Regions from separate parts of the Homo sapiens genome. Here region 2 is linked to region 1. The links are chromatin contacts, found by Hi-C or POLR2A ChIA-PET in ENCODE. All regions are on one chromosome and are shown on one strand. The core of a region is the stretch at or near the end of the contact, and the rest is flanking DNA. Distances in the headings are between cores, read along the strand shown. Region 1 overlaps ATG7 (autophagy related 7). Region 2 overlaps ATG7 (autophagy related 7).

Region 1 (2,824 bases), core at 287-2,786:
GGGATTAGGAGGTTCAATGGAAGAAAGGCCCCACTCAGCTTTCTTCCCTCTTAAAATGTTGCCTTGTAAATTAGGGAATTTTGCATAAAGCTCTGACCTTTACTTCCAAGGCCTTTACTGAGAATGGGTTTGGATACTTGGAGATAGATCCTGACTCCCTATCCCTCCTAGATCTTTATTTATCCTATTTGGAACCCAGGGAAATGGCCTTAAAGCTGATGAACCACAGGGTGTCCAAGTCATGGAGCTATTGAGGTTCTCCCCAAGTATCTTTTAAATTGCTGCATTTGGGATGGGTACAGTGGCTTACACCTGAAATCCCAGCACTTTGGGAGGCTAAGTTGGGAGGATTGCTTGGGTCTGGGAGTTTAAGGCCAGCCTGGGCTAGATGGTGAGCCTCTGTCTCTATTTAAGAAAATTAGAAATTAGCCAGGCATGGTGACACACCAGCTACTTATAATGCTGAGGCAGGAGGATCACTTGAGCCCAGGAGTTTGCGGCAGACAGTGAGCTATGATTGTGCCACTGTACTCCAGCCTGGGTGACAGAGCAAGACCCTGTCTCTTATTTAAAAAAAAAAAAAAAAAAAAAAAAAAGCTGCGTTTGTTGAAGAAATGCTCAGTCTAAATCAAACATATGAACACCTTAGCCATGTTCCACAAAAATTTGCTGTGACTTACCTTCTTAGAGTTATTTCTCATCCTATGAGTAGAATAAGTATCAGTTCACATGTATTTATTTGTTCCAACTGTGGGTTCAACATCATACTATGAGAAATGCCAAAATATTTTCTAACTGAATGTAACTAGAGATAAGACTAATTTATAAGAGAGTTAATAGAACAAGCTATATTGGTATATCCCTGAGAAATTCAAATTCCTAAGTCCCTTTACCCAATTTCCCTGAAATACTTCATTCCTATTCATGAAAGTTTGCACGTTCCATGATTCCAGGATTAATTTTAGGCTGTTTTACTTCCTTGCCTTGACCATATTGTCAGTATTTGATGTTGTACCATGCAGTTATGATTTCAGGGTTGCAATTACAGTGCACCATTAATATAATTTGCATTTTGTCAAGGTTGTGCTAAATAGAACTTCCTTTCTGCAGATTTGGGGATTAATGAATGATCATCTAAAAAGAAAGCAACAACCATAACATAGGCTATAAAATCATAAACAGACCAGCAGAAATGAACAGGGCTGAGCTGATTAATTGGTTATGAATTAAAATGTAGATTGTGATTCATTCACTATAGAACTCAGAATTCTAGAAAATGCCCATTTCTCTCATAGCCAAAAAGTCATATGAAAAACATTACGGTCATGTGATATGACTTCATTGGCACAGCAATTTACTATTCAGCAAAGTAAATAACACAATTAACAAGTGTTTCTGCTGGGCCTTTTGCACTTACACTGAGATTTTGGCCTCTCCCCCACACAGCTGGTTTTGATTTGGTTCCTGTGGAATATTTTTGTTTTGTTTTGTTTTGCATTTAACAACAGTCAGATATTTATGTACAGCTTCATCAAGAGCCTCTGATGACAAATATGCCTTTGGAGGCCAGCAGAAGCTGTGGGAAACCCCCGTGTCAGCACTCAGACCTGTTTCCAATGGAGAGAAATCGCTCTGGGGACTGAACTAGCCTGCTCATGAATCCAGTTCCCTTTTCCCAGAGCCTTCTGCTAGCTCACTTCCAACCCATGCTGGCCATCCTGGGACTGTGCCCTGCCTTGATTTTTCCTTATGAAGCAATCCCTCAAGACACAGCCTTGGCCCTCTCTCCTGAGTGAGGGAGGAAAGGCAGAAACAGGCAGAAAGCCATTTACTTCTTAGATTGGAAACTAGAGCCTGGTTTTTGAAATAAAGCTTGGCAGTATCTCACTTATAACTTACTTTATAAAATGTGTACCTTTTATTTGCTGTCAGAGTTATCTACATGAATTTGAGATGTTTGGATAAATCGTTATTGGGGAAAGTTGCAATTGGAAAATAGACAATGAAGTCTGGGCAGAGTTCCCCACCCTTCGGAAAAGAGTCTCGGATGGTATAATCCGCTTGGAGAAGTCTAAGCGAGAAAGAAGGGGGGAAATCATAAATGCTGAAAGCAAAGCAAAGACAGCTAATATTAGGAAACAGAACATGGGAATCCAGTCCTTCTTACATTGTACTCCTGGTTCCGCCAGTGTTCTCATGAGTGACCTTGGATGAATCCTTCAGTGTCCTGTGCATGCTTCCCCACTTAAAATGAGAGGATTGAATCATGTGAAATTCTTTTTTTAAGCCTCCTTTCTAGAAAAAAATGAAATGCTTTTCAACTCTAATTTAGTGATTTTGATTCAAATATACCATGTATAACCAAAAAGGAAAAAGATGGATAATTTTTACATAAAAGTGTTTAAAAATATATCAAAGTACTTACTTTTTATACATTTTATAAATATTCTTTGGTATCTATTATATCTAGCTACCATTGCCAGAAACAACTTTTTGCAGATTTTGAGATTTACATCTACTTTGAGCCTTAATAGAACATTGCTTATACTTTGTATTGATGTGTGTCACTGTACGTATAAATCTAAAATGGTGTAATTCAGCCTAATAACTTACCTCCTTCACCAGACTCGGTGCCACTTTTGACTTCTTTATAAACTCAAATCCACCCTGGCCATAACTGGGTATGTTCATGAAACATGCTACTCACTACCCCTCAGTACAGCTTCCGAAGATGAGTTCCAAAGCCCTCTTACTTTAATAGCAGCATCCTTAGAATGCTGAATGTGTAATAACAGGAGAGTTACTTTAATAATCAGCCATATTA
Region 2 (2,824 bases), core at 223-2,722, 75 kb after region 1:
CTGGTAATTAAAAAAAAAACAAAAAAACAAAAAACAAAACAAAACTGGGAGAGTTCCATCAGTAAAAGGAAGAAGGGAAGAATGGCTAGTAGGATAAACAACAGCCTCTACCACAGCTTGGCTCATCTCTATGGAATTAAAACAAAAGTGTTTTTTCAAAAATGTGCTGTTTACTCTCCGACACTTTGTATACCTTCAGGTCTACAGCAGATGTCAACAGGAAGCATTTCACTCTTACTAGCTATGGACAGGCCCCTATGGTGGTGCCAGTTCGTGAGGCACACAGTGTCTAAGGTGGGGGGGTGTCCAATCTTTTGGCTTCCCTGAGCCACGTTGGAAGAATAATTACCTTGGGCCGCACATAAAATACACTAACGATAGCTGATGAGCTTAAAAAAAAAAAAAAAGAAAAAATTCATACTGTTTTAAGAAAGTTTACAAATTTGTGTTGGGCTGCATTCAAAGCCATCCTGGGCCACATGCGTTAGACAAGCTTGGTCTAAGGGATATAGCTTTATTTTTTAAATAAGAGACAGAGTCTTGCTCTGTGGCCCAGGCTGGAATGCAGTGGCCTGATCATAGCTCACTGCCTACCACAAATTCCTGGGCTCAGGTGATCCTCCTGCTTCAGCTTCCGAAGTAGCTGGTGTACCACCATGCCTGCTAATATTATTATTATTTTCTTGTAATAGAGACAGTGTCTCACCATCTTGCCCAGGCTGGTCTCCAACTCTTGGGCTCAAGTGATCCTCCTATCTTGCTTTCCCAAAGCGCTGAGATTACAGGTGTCAGCTACCATGCACAGCCCTATGTAGCCTATTTTGAACTAATAATCCTCAGTTCTGTGCCTGTAGTTGCTGACAGAGCCAACACTTCACAAGTGTTGGCTTCTGAAGTGTGTTTGTCTCTTGCTTAAAGCAAACTCGGTACAACGTGATCTGCACTTACAAAACTAATAACAAATTAATAACAAATTAGATCTCTGCTCCTGTTACCAATGACCAATATTCTATGTGCAAGAGAGCATAAGTAGAAGGAGACAGACTTTTTCCAAACAAACAGATCCCTTGAGCAAATGCCCTTTAAACTTTAAAATAACAACCCCCTTGGGTTGTGCAGGCCTTTAACTTTTCAGAGAGCTTTAAGTACCTTAACTCTTCTTATTTTATTAAAACACCCAGGTCATGGGTTGGTTTTTTTTCTTTCCAAGTTAGTTAAATAAATAAGCAATTATGACGCAGCGCCACATGGCCAACAGCTTTTAGCTTATAAACATAGAGTTTGAAAAGCAGTACTTAGAGGCCAACTTGGTTGGCTGCTGCCGGCAGGAGGGAGCCGAGCTGTTCCCGGCCCAGATAACACTTAAAGGGCCAGGCAGGCCCTCATGCATGCACATTTGTCTACATCCAGGGAGCTGTTTTTTTTCTGATGCAACATGAATTTCAGTGTGGTTTTTTTTTTTTTTAAGTGCCAAATTGTGAGCTCCTGATGGCCAGCCACTTGTGTCTTATAAGCCTCCACAAAGCCTGGTGCAACTCCTTGTATGTCACAGACATAGACATGTTTGCTGACAAATTGTTTGTATTTTATGAGCGTTTATAATGGCCTTTTAAGTAAGTGACGTTTTAGAGTTTGCTGAATGAAGAGTGATTTTTATTTAGTCTCAGAGGCACAGTTGTTTGGTGTGGTTGGTTTTTTTTGGCCACCCCTCCCCCAATCTATCTCTAATTTTAAGATGTGATTCACTAGGAAAATATGATTCTGTTAATTGAATTCATTTTATAGCCAACTTTTCAGGAACCTATCTATTTCTGTAAAGTGAGAGCCACTTGTAAATGTACCGTTTGGTGCCAGCACTCAAATTTTCCCTGACTCAGTTGCTCCAGTGGTGTTTAAATATCTTCCCATAAATCAGGCAGCCAGCGCTCCATACTTATTTACTGGGTCTTGTGATTCAGCCCAGGATCCTGATAGTGATCTTGGATGGGTGATATAAATAGACTAGGATTTGCCAATGGCTATTTTTATCAGGGAAGCTTTCTAAGTTGATTTCTTTGAACCCAGAACAACTTCCTCCCTCTGGCTTCCCCTGTTTTCCTCCAAGACTAGGGAGATCCTTTCTTTATTCTGCCCGCCCATCTTCTGCCCCTCCCCCAGCCAGCTGGTGTCTGCAGAAATTAGAAGGAAGGTACGTGCCTGACACAGAGTTGCCTGAAATCATATATCTTTACCCCCTTTCAGGATCATCTTTCTTTCATCCGGCCCAAGAATGGCACCTTCCCCGCCCATCAGGCCACCTGCACTCAGGAGTCGGCTGCCTGTCCTGAAATAGATCTCTACCAGCTCTCAAGCAGAACAATTCCTTGCATTCATACTTGAATGTATAATTTGTGTTATTACCTCTTATTTGTCTTTGTAAGTTTGTCCCTGCCCCAGTTTAAAAAAAAAAAAAAATCTGAGTTACTGCTACTGAACCAAAGGGCCTCATTCGAGGTCTTCTTTCTCCCCACCCCCTCCCCCATCCCAGTGATACAGATGCTGCCTTGTCTGGTCAGGCCTTCAGGGAGGATGTCCTGACCCCCTCAACCCCCCATCTCCAAAGCTGTCCCCTCGCTCTTTGTGCAACTCGCCGCCCACATCCAGCACAGTAAAAGCAGGCTGTCAGCTGGGAGAGGCTCGCCTTGGAGGACTGTCCTTTCTTTACATCCTCTTCCCAGGGCTTCATGCTGCAAAACAGCACATTCTCAACATGAAACAAAAATGGATTCTGTTTTCTTTTTCACCTAGTGTTTTTGGCCATACTGTTCTTGGCAGTCAGACTTCC

What was found. Hi-C counts contacts between places; a loop is a spot of excess contacts on that map. ChIA-PET counts read pairs that join two places held with the same protein, here RNA polymerase II (POLR2A). Pooled maps may share reads with other maps.
Region 2: a map of posterior vena cava shows a loop between it and region 1 (2.2-fold over the local background). The contact joins two enhancer-like sites. A Hi-C loop is called at or near these places in 1 of 168 maps with a recorded cell type or tissue (posterior vena cava) and 5 of 50 pooled maps. POLR2A ChIA-PET finds 5 or more read pairs at or near these places in 4 of 52 experiments (OCI-LY7, T-cell, activated CD4-positive, alpha-beta T cell and 1 more).

What each region holds. Positions count from the first base shown.
Region 1 is chr3:11,432,720-11,435,543 of GRCh38, forward strand. All of the region lies in intron 20 of ATG7 (autophagy related 7), which reads left to right. Among named protein-coding and RNA genes, the nearest start is that of ATG7, 160 kb to the left of the region's middle. Within about 2 kb of position 1,537, at least 16 of the 41 ENCODE cell types and tissues checked have a DNase peak (open chromatin) inside an H3K27ac peak, as active enhancers do.
Region 2 is chr3:11,507,944-11,510,767 of GRCh38, forward strand. The region is part of intron 20 of ATG7 (autophagy related 7); the gene reads left to right. Among named protein-coding and RNA genes, the nearest start is that of VGLL4, 130 kb to the right of the region's middle. Within about 2 kb of position 1,473, at least 24 of the 41 ENCODE cell types and tissues checked have a DNase peak (open chromatin) inside an H3K27ac peak, as active enhancers do.